2 separate regions of the Homo sapiens genome follow, and region 2 is linked to region 1. The links are chromatin loops, found by intact Hi-C in ENCODE. Cell type or tissue: A673. All regions are shown on one strand. Links, peaks and the distances in the headings refer to the core of each region. The heading gives the core; the rest is flanking DNA.

Region 1 (5,378 bases), core at 81-5,080:
ATATGTTGTGGGAGGGACCTAGTGGAAGATAACTGAATCATGGGGGCGGTTTTCCCCATACTGTTCTCATGGTAGTGAGTAAGTCTCACGAGATCTGATGGTTTTATAAGGGGAAACTCCTTTAACTTGGTCCTCATACTCTCTTGTCTGCCACCAAGAAAGACGTGCCTTTCGCCTTCCGCCATGATTGTGAGGCCTCCCCAGCCAGATGGAACTGTGAGTCCATTAAACTTCTTTTTATTCTTATAAACTACCCAGTCTCTGGTATGTCTTTATCAGCAGCATGAGAACAGACTAATGCAGTCCCTTAGTCCTCAAATACTGGCTGGTTTGGGGGCTGCACTTCCGACCTCCCTGCCAAGTCTGCAGGCCAGTGGCATCAATGTGCCAGCAAGCATTTTAAAATAATCTGTTCTTATTTTGAGTCAGCATTTCCTGAGAGTGAGACTTCTGGATAAAATTGCAATCAAGTATCAGACAGGACTCAAAATGGGAAAAAAAAAAGTCCATTTTAGCCACGTTTAAATCTTGCCTGCCACTGAAATGCTACCTTTCTCAACCTGAGTCCTGTGGGAAATAAAGGGATGGATAAAGGGCGTAGAGAGAGGGGATATGCTTTCTGTTTGATTTGGAGGTAAACGTTTTCCCCAGCCCCACTCTTCGCGTCTCAGGGTATGTTTCTATTCTGCCCTATCTAAAGGCCACCAGGTATGCTGATTTTAAAACAGTGATTCTCAAAGTAGGGTAATCCCAGGCCGGCAACATCAGCATCAACTGGGAACTTGTTAAAACTGCAAATTTGGGGGCCCCACTCCAGGGCCCTGCTGAATCAGAAAGTTGGTGGCACCCACTGAGATCTGTCTTTTAGAAGTTCTCTGGCTGGTTCTGGAACACTCTCAAATTAAACAACCCTTGACTTGAAAGGCTGGTTCTTTTTTCCTTTCTTTTTTTTTTTTTCAGAGACAGGGTCTCACTCTGTCACCCAGGCTGGAGTGCAGTGACATAATCATAGCTCACTGGCAGCCTCGACCTCATAGGTTCAAGCCACCCTCTTGCCTCAGCCTCCCAAGTAGCTGGGACTACAGGCATGCACCACAATGCCTGGCTCATTTTTTAATTTTCTGTAGAGATGGGGGTGGGGCAGTCTCCCTGTGTTGTCCAGGCTGGTTTCGAACTCCTGGCTTCAAGCGATCCTCCTGCCTTGGCCTCCCAAAGCACTGGGATTACAGCTGTGAGCCACCACACCCAGCCTCCAGGTTGATTCTCTTACTCTCTGAACACATTCCCTCTCTCCAGCCCTCCACCCATTCCTTTATTTCCCACAGGACTCAGGTTGCATCCTAGTGACAGGTGAGATTTAAACATTGCTGAAACTGACATTTTGCTTTTTAAATTTTCCAGTCCTATCTGATACTTGATTGCAATTTTATCCAGAGGTCCCACTCTCGGAAAATACTGACTCAAAATAAGAACAGATTATTTTAAAATGCTTGCTGGCACATTGATGCCACTGGCTGGTTCAGACTAACTAATTAATCCTGATTTGACCTGAATTAATGCCTAATCTGTGTAAAATGATGGAGATTTACTGGAATGCGGCAAATGTGAGAATATGAAAACCAAAGGCACGTGGGAGTGGATTCAACATGAGGGTGACATGAGGATTACAGCACTTCTTCGGCTGGTGCATTATTTGAAGTTTGAATTTTCTTCCTCTCTCCTCTCCACCCCACCTCCTCCAAGGGAAAAAAAAATTACCAGAAGACATGAGCATATTGTCTTCTTTCTTCCCAAATAAAGGTAAACTGACAGTGCTTTCAATGAAAGCCTCTGTGTGATTGGAATTAAATGTCAAATATGATTTCCTGTTGGCAATTCGAAGTGTTGGTGTCAAAACCAAAACTGACAGCATGGCTGCAGATTAGTATCTGTCTGGATCACGGCATCACACTGCGGGGAAGGTTTACGATTTAGTAGATTAACACAGCTCTCTTCACGCTAGCACTTAAGAGATAATTTGTTCAAGCAGGAGCCGATTAGATTGCGATGCCCATGAGCAGAAGCTCTGTCCCCTGAAGTTCCGTCAGGCGTTTGATAGCACACCCTGCCCCTGTGGGGTTCTGCCATCATTACTGGGTGACAGGCAGGAGAGGTGAGCGGGCCACAGCTGCCAGCTGCCTGGCTGTCAGTAGCCACCAAGTGATGTCTGCTGGCGATATCTCAGAGGGAAAAAAAATGGAGCTTCTATTGATCCAACCAATATGAAATGGCCTTGCAGGTTGGAGATCTGATTCATTGAACTTTGCTGCCCACATGGGATGGAGGGAAGAGAGACTCCCTGGCAAGTCATTGAATCATCCACTTGACCACTAGGTTTCTCCTCCTAGCTCTAGAAAAAAGAAAGCAAGCAGGGCTCAGAGAGGTTCAGAGACTTGTCCAAGATCACAGAGCTCGGGGGGGGGTGAGAAAAAGATAGTTTATATTGCTCAAGACTTGCAAAGTGGTACAACCTGTGTTAGGCACTTTTATCCCCAATATCTTGTGTGATATTCATAATGACTTTGATGTTTTTATGAGGCAAACTAGGTTAAGAGTGTTAGGGAAATGGCCTAAGCCATAGCAAGTCCATGGCAGTATTAGAACTAGGTCTCTTCTTATTTCTTTTTTTATTTTTTTATTGTTATTATTTTTTGAGACAGGGTCTTACTCTGTCGCCCACGCTGGAGTACAGTGGCATGATCATGGCTCACTGCAGCCTCAATCTCCCAGGCTCAAGTGATCCTCCCACTTCAGTCCTCCATAGGACTACAGGGATGCGCCAGCCACCACACCTGCCTATTTTTTTATTCTTTGTAGTGAGAGGAGCTTGCCATATTACCCAACCTATGTGCTTCTATCTTATGCACCTGACATTTCTGCCAAATGACAGCCGTAGAACCCAGATAATAAAATAAATAAAATGAATGCCCTGTGTCTTGACCAACCATAAATTGTAACGGATTCTTGGCAAGCCAGATTTAAGAGTTTCAACTTGCAGAGACGATGTTTGTTCTTTCTTTTTCCCCTCTTGTCCTCACTGCTGGGGAAGAAGGAAAAACGGTGAAAGTCGTCGGCTCAGGACAGCATTTCTATTATTCAACAATGCTGGGGTGTGACAGCATAGAAGACTCACAAAATAATGTTCAGACTCTGGTTTCAGAATGTTTACTCTCTTCTGGATGAACTCTGACATCCAAATGCATTAATGCAATGCCATTTTCAACTCTCATGCCAATCTCCATCCTTGTACGTATCAGAATTTTAATGCCTGCTTCCCTGTTTGAGTTATGGTAATTTATTGTAATAGTGTATTTTGACCTTTTCAGTATTTTGTATTTTTATTGGATAGCTGTTTCACCTCTTCCCTGGAGGGTTAGCCAGGCTGAAAATGAGAGAGAATGGTAAGAACAACCAATCAAAATACAGAATATTAAAAAGGTCAACACACAAGAGCAAACTACTAATTTGGAAAACACACAAATGCAAAAAGGATGAAAGCACCAAACAGCATGGTGGTCACAGCAAGAGTAAATGGACAAGAGAAGGCTAAGAGGAGCCTCTCAACCCATGGCCCAGCAGTCTGTTCAGCCATTGCATGGAAACAAGGCCCTCATCAGACACCAAAGGGCGGCAGGAATCAATGCAAACTCCAAAGGGCATCACCTGTGCCATTTTTGTTTCTGCCTGGCCAATGAAAATGGCAAGGAGAGGGGTTGAGGTTGAAAGGTCCCAGCTTGGAGATGCCAGGGGACTTTTAAATATGATGTTCAATTGCCAGTTGTGCCAAGAGTATTGGCCAGGCACGGTGGCTCACACCTGTAATCCCAGCACTTTGGGAGGCCGAGGCGGGCTTGAGGTCGGGAGTTCAAGGCCAGCCTGACCAACATGGAGAAACCCCGTCTCTACTAAAAAAAAAAAAAAAATACAAAATTAGCCAGGCGTTGTGGTGCATGCCTATAATTCCAGCTACTCGGGAGGCTGAGGCAGGAGAAGCTCTAGAACCCGGGAGGCGGAGGTTGCAGTGAGCTGAGATCGCAACACTGCACTCCAGCCTGGGCAACAAGAGTGAAACTCCATCTCAAAAAAGAAAAAGAAAACAAAAGGAGTATTACGGACAACCCTCTATCCACAGTCAGATGAACATCTCAGGGGTTTAGAACTGATACTCACCTATTTCTTTTTTCTTTTTAATTTTTTTAGAGAGACAAAATCTGACTGTGTCATCCAAGTTGGAGTGTAGTGCTATGATCATAGCTCACTGCAACCTCAAATTCCTGAGTTCAAGCGATCCTTCCATCTCAGCTTCCTGAGTAGCTGGGACTACAGGCGCACACCACCATGCCTAATTATTTTATTTTTATTTTTATAGAGATAGGGTCTCCCCATCTTACCCAGGTTAGTCTCGAGCTCCTAGCCTCAAATGATCCTCCCACCTCGGCCTCCCAAAGTGCTGGGATTACTGGCATGAGCCCCATGCCCAGCCCTCATCTATTTCTTTGTTGATGATCTCCAGCACAAGAAAGCCCCAAACCTCCTCCACTGACTCTTTCCAGTTGGATTATATAAATTAAAGTATAATAATAAGTGTATCTTGACAATCAACATTAATAGAACCATAGAATTTGAAGCACACTAATTCAAGTGGTCTTTCAGAGCTAGTGCCTTTGAGGTTAGACCCAGTAACTGAAAGCACACTGAACAAGTTACCTGGGTATAATCTCTCACCTACTAAAAACTTATTATTTGTTTTTTGTTGTTTGTTATTTTTTCTTTCTTTTTTTTTTTGAGACAGGCTCTCACTCTGTCACCCAGGCTTGAGTGTAGCGCCGCAATCTCAGCTCACTGCAACCTCTGCCTCCCAGGCTCAAGCAACCCTCCCATCTCAGCCTCCCACGTAGCTGGGACTACAGGTGCACAACACTTTGCCCTGCTAATTTTTTTACTTTTTGTAAAGGCAGGGTCTCACTATATTGCCCAGGCTGGTCTCGATCTCTGGAGCTCAAGTGATCCACCTGGCTCGGCCTCCCAAAGTGTTGGGATTACAGGTGTGAGCCACCGCACCTGGCTAAAGACTTATACTGCATTGGTTGTTAATAACACAGAACAATATGTACAGAAAGGTCCCTGTTATCCTTGGATTTTTGGTATCAGAAAAGGGCCTCTTAAAGAAAATGCACTTAAAACACAGACCAAAATCTCAATGTCAAAAGTAAAAATATTTTGACTGTGACTTCATCTTGTAAAAATAAATGAAAATTCATGAAGCGATGATTATGTTGTATATTAAAAATGTAGGTTAAAACTCCAACCATATTCTTAAAGTCAAAAGGATTTAAAGG
Region 2 (5,378 bases), core at 295-5,294, 54 kb after region 1:
AGTTCGAGGCTGCAGTGAGCTGTGACTGTACCACTGCACTCCAGCCTAGGTGACCCAGAGTAAGACCCTGTCTCTAAACAAAACAAAACAAAACAAAATTCTTAAAAATCATATTATGTCAGTAAACACTCTCTTTTGCATATCAGCAAGTATAAATACTTTTCTAAAAGTGAAATGTACATTTGTGATTGTGATAGACATTGCTAAATTGCTCTCCATGAACACTGTTCCAATTTACACTTCTGCCATGCCTGCTGTCCAATCCCACCCCTAACCCAGCATGGTATCAAACTCTTGATCTTTCCCCAACCCATAGGTAAAAAATGATATCTCGGCCAGGTGTGGTGGCTCACACCTGTAATCCCAGCACTTTGGGAAGCCACGGCGGGTGGATCACCTGAGGTCAGGAGTTCAAGACCAGCCTGGCCAACGTAGTGAAACTAAAAATACAAACTAAAATACAAACAAGTACCCGCGGTGATAGGAGGCACCTGTAATCCCAGCTACTCAGGAGGCTGAAGCAGGAGAATCACTTGAACCCGAGAGATGGAGGTTGCAGTGAGCCGAGATCTTGCTACTGCACTCCCGCCTGGGCAACAGAACAAGACTCTGTCTCAAAAAAAAATAAAGGATATCTCATTTTAGTTTTCATTTTCATTTCTATTGTAAGTGCAGAACATTCTTGAATGGGATTAAAGAGCCGTTTTGCTAAAAGCCTGTTTACTGCTACCAAACACAATCTCTTTAAAAGACAAGGACTGCAGACTCTCCAGAAAAAAAAAAAAAAAAAACACCATGCAACAGCAGGCAGTATCAATCTGTTCTGAACCACCACTGTGAAGCAATTGACTGTGCTTTCCACCTATAACCTGAGGATTCAAAAGCTGCTTTCTGGACCACAGCGGAGAAATCTCAGAGGAGAACAAAACCAACATTTGAGTGCTTGCTATACACCAGGCACCAAGCTCTCCAGGGATTCTCGTTCAATCCTCCTAACATGTTTAATCCAGGAGGCTCTGAGAGGTTAAGTGCCTGCTCAAGCTCACATAAACAGGAAATGGCAGAGGAGGACTTGAACCCAGCCCTAGACCCAGGTGTTTGTGCACTACACCACACAAAAGCTACGTGCGTGGGATGATATCATAGCTCACTCTGGAAGGCTCACTGGATGCCTCCTGCGATGCTGAGATGGTTAATGTCCATTCAGCTGCATCCTGAGATTCATCGGCTAAGTGGCCATCTCTGGAATTTAGTCATGACCTTCTAAGTAGAAGTATACTACAGGATTGCCCATCTATGGAGCCCAAATGAATATAGGCCTCAAGATTTCTTATGATGTCAGCTTCCCTTAAGACACACCCATCACATAAGATTCAACATTGCATTAACTTGTACAATTATTGAAGACACGCTTGTCACAAGCACCTAGAACTGTTCAGAGATTTAAATATTGTTGTCAGGCGTGGTGGCTCATGCCTGTAATCCTAACACTTTGGGAGGCTGAGGCAGAAGAGGGGCTTGAGTCCAGGAGTTCCAGACCAGCCTGAGCAACACAGCAAAACCTTGTCTCTACAAAAAATAAAATTAGCTGGGCTTTGAGGTACATGCCTGGAGTCCCAGCTAGTTAGGAGGCTGAGGCAGGAGGATTGCTTGAGCCCAGGAATTGGAGGCTGCACTGGGCTATGATGGCACCATTGCACTCCAGCCTGGGCAACGAAGAGAGACTTGTCTCTAAATAAATAAATGAATACAGTTAGTAAGACCCAAAAAAAGGGCTAGGAATTGGTGCACCCAGTGTCTGGGTAATAGAGATTTGTTCAGGCAAACCAATCTACTCCCATGGTATGAGGAAGTAAAGGGTCAGTAAGAGGAAATGTTGTCTTTGTTTTTTGAGACTGCGTCTTACTCTGTCACCCAGGCTGGAGTGCAGTGGCGCGATCTTGGCTCACTGCGACCTCTGCCTCCTGGGTTCAAGCAATTCTTCTGTCTCAGCCTCCCTAGTAGCTGGCATTACAGATGCCCACCACCAAAACCAGCTAATTTTTGTATTTTTAGTAGAGATTGGGTTTCACCATGTTGACCAGGCTGGTCTCAAGCTCTTGACCTCAAGTGATCCGCTGGCCTTGGCCTCCCAAAATACTGGGATTACAGGCATGAGCCACTGTGCTCGGCCGGAAACATTGTCTTGAGGGAACATATCTTTCAAAAATGTTATTAAAGTAAGCCCTAGCTGGCAAAGTGGCTCATACCTGTAATCTTAGCACTTTGGGAGGCCAAGGTGGGAGGACTGCTTGAGCCCAGAGGTTTGAGGCCAGCCTGGGCAATATAGTGAGCCCCCATGTCTACAAAAAAGTTTTTTTTTTAATTAGCCAGGTGTGGTGATGTGCGCCTGTAGTCCCAGCTACTTGGGAGGCCAGGGTGGGAGGATGGCTTGAGCTCAGGAGTTTGAGGCTGTGGTGAGCTATGATTGCACCACTGCATTCCAGCCTTAGTGGCAGAGGAAGTCCCTGTCTCTTACATGAAGAAAAAAGAAGGGAAGAAGAAAGAAGAAAGAAGAAGGAGGAGGAGGAGAAGAAGAAGAAGGAGAAGAGGTAGAAGAAGGAGAAGAAGGAGGAAGAGGAGGAGGAAGAGGAAGTGAGGAGGGAGGGGGGAGGAAAAGGAGAAGAACAAGAGGAGGAGGAAGAGGAGGAAGAAAGAAGAAGAGGAAGAAGAAGGAGGAGGAGTAGGAGGAGGAGAAGATTGTAGAGGAAGTAAATGCCAAAGGTCAGGTGAGTACAGACTCAAAGTCAGGTCAACATTTCTGCTTGAGCCCAGGAAGTCGAGGCTGCAGTGCACCATTGCACTCCAGCCTGAGCAACAGAGCAAGACCTTATCTCTCAAACTAACATAAAGTGAACTTCCAAGCAACCCTCCTCCTCACATGTGGTGCTACCTACAGCAGAGCTACTCAGGGTGTGGTGTGAGAACCCTTTGCTACTGAGCCACAAGATAATCACAGAAATCAGGAATAAGCATTTAGAAACTTTTATAGCAGTTTGGCAGAGTAATTTTATGCCTGTTGAATCTGATAATGAAAAAATGGGGGCTTGTAAAAATTTTTTATTAAAGCCATTAAAATGAAGAAGTGTTTTAACACGTGACAAGTGCTCACACCACAGGGGTTGTAATGACTCAGGATAAGGAAGCTCAGGCATCTATTGCATGATGAAGAATTTCCGGGGCCTCTATGTGCCAAGCCATGCACGGCACAAAGCACCTTCGCAGTGGATTGGCACTGCCATCTGCCACATTTTCTCTGAAAAACGTCTTTGGCAAATGTGGAACTACCATCTCACAACTGTTGCTATGGGAGGTTGTACTAAAAATGTGCAAAATGGGTTTTTTGGATAGAAACTTCGTTCATCATCTCAAGAAGGGGCAGAGTCTCTGAGAAAATAATTGAAGATTTATGTCACATACTCCAGAAATCTGTATCCAAAACATCGGAGCGGCCAAATTCCAGAGAGCTGTCAAGAATTCCTAAGGATATGCTAAGTGAAATAAACCAGACACAAAAGGCCAGGATTGTATAATTCTGCATGCAGAGCCCAGGATAGCGGGGAACATAGGGAGCAAATGTTTACTGCATACAGAGTTTCTGTTTGGGACGATGAAAAAGAACTGGAAATGGATAATGGTAACAGTTGCACAACATTGCACATGTATTAAATGCACTTAAAATGCTTAAAATAGCAAATCTGTATGTATACTTTACCACAATGAATAACTAAATAAGAATTCGCGAGGTATTTTCTGAGAACTCATTGCTTATTAAAAAGAGGGCCGAGTGCAGTGGCTTACACCTGTAATCGCAGCACTTTGGGAGGCTGAGGCAGGAGGCTTACTTGAGCCCAGGAGTTCGAGCCCACTCTGGGCAACAAAGCAAGACTCCCGTTTCTACAAAAAAAATTAAAAATTAGCTAGGCATGATGGCACACATCTGCAGTCCCAACTACACCAGAGGCTGAGGTGAGAGAATCGCTTGAGCTTGGGAAGTCGAGACTGCAGTGAGCCATGTTCACACCACTGCACTCCAGTCTGGATGACAGAGCAAGACCCTGTCTCCAAAAAAAAAAAAAAAAAAAAAAAAAGAGAGACCAGGTGCAGGGCTCACACCTGTAATCCCAACACTTTGGGAAGACAAGGCAGGCGCGCAACCTTGAGGCCAGGAGTTCAAGACTAGCCTGGGCAATATAGCAAGACCTCATCTCTACAAAAAAATTAATTAGGGAATTAGGGATGCTGGCATGTATCTGTACTCCCAGATACTCAGGAGGCTGAGGCAGGATTGCTTGAGCCCAGGAGTTAGAGGCTGCAGTGAGCTATGATCGTGCCACTGCACTCTCAGCCTGGGTAAGAGCAAGATCCTGTCTTTAAAAAATAAAAAAAAAACCCAAATTTTCTTAATCCAGTCTATCGTTGTTGGACATTTGGGTTGGTGCCAAGTCTTTGCTATTGTGAATAGTGCCGCAATAAACATATGTGTGCATGTGTCTTTATAGCGGCATGATTTATAATCCTTTGGGTATATACCCAGTAATGGGATGGCTGGGTCAAATGGTATTTCTAGCTCTAGATCCCTGAAGAATTGCCACACTGACTTCCACAATGGTTGAACCAGTTTACAGTCCCACCAGCAGTGTAAAAGTGTTCCTATTTCTCCACATCCTCTCCAGCACCTGCTGTTTCCTGACTTTTTAATGATTGCCATTCTAACTGGTGTGAGATGGTATCTCATTTGGTTTTGATTTGCATTTCTCTGATGGCCAGTGATGACGAGCATTTTTTCATGTGTTTTTTGGCTGCATAAATGTCTTCTTTTGAGAAGTGTCTGTTCATATCCTTCGCCTACTTTTCGATGGGGTTGTTTGTTTTTTTCTTGTAAATTTGTTTGAGTTCATTGTAGATTCTGGATATTAGCCCTTTGTCAGATAAGTAGGTTGCAAAAATTTTCTCCCATTCTGTAGGTTTCCTGTTCACTCTGATGGTAGTTTCTTTTGCTGTGCAGAAGCTCTTTAGTTTAATTAGATCCCATTTGTCAATTTTGGCTTTTGTTGCCATTGCTTCTGGTGTTTTAGACATGAAGTCCTTGCCCATGCCTATGTCCTGAATGGTACTGCCTAGGTTTTCTTCTAGGGTTTTTATGGTTTTAGGTCTAACATGTAAGTCTTTAATCCATCTTGAATTAATTTTTGTATAAGGTGTAAGGAAGGGATCCAGTTTCAGCTTTCTACCTATGGCTAGCCAGTTTTCCCAGCACCATTTATTAAATAAGGAGTCCTTTCCCCATTGCTTGTTTTTGTCAGGTTTGTCAAAGATCAGATAGTTGTAGATATGTG

What was found. A loop is a pair of places that touch in the nucleus more often than their neighbours do. Peaks named below come from ENCODE experiments on the same cell type or tissue, not always from the same donor. Only the 100,000 strongest peaks of a DNase experiment are listed, where the experiment ranks them.
Region 2: it touches region 1 in a loop (4-fold over the local background); 1 of 110 quality-filtered maps calls a loop at or near these places.

The regions. Positions count from the first base shown.
Region 1 is chr7:69,316,997-69,322,374 of GRCh38, forward strand. No RefSeq gene overlaps it. Among named protein-coding and RNA genes, the nearest start is that of CT66, 280 kb to the right of the region's middle. RefSeq lists a silencer at 4,851-5,013. In A673, for the core only: no CTCF peak of the experiment used is centred there; a DNase peak (open chromatin) is centred at 1,985.
Region 2 is chr7:69,370,697-69,376,074 of GRCh38, forward strand. No RefSeq gene overlaps it. Among named protein-coding and RNA genes, the nearest start is that of CT66, 220 kb to the right of the region's middle. In A673, for the core only: no CTCF peak of the experiment used is centred there; a DNase peak (open chromatin) is centred at 3,175; H3K4me3 peaks cover 252 bases.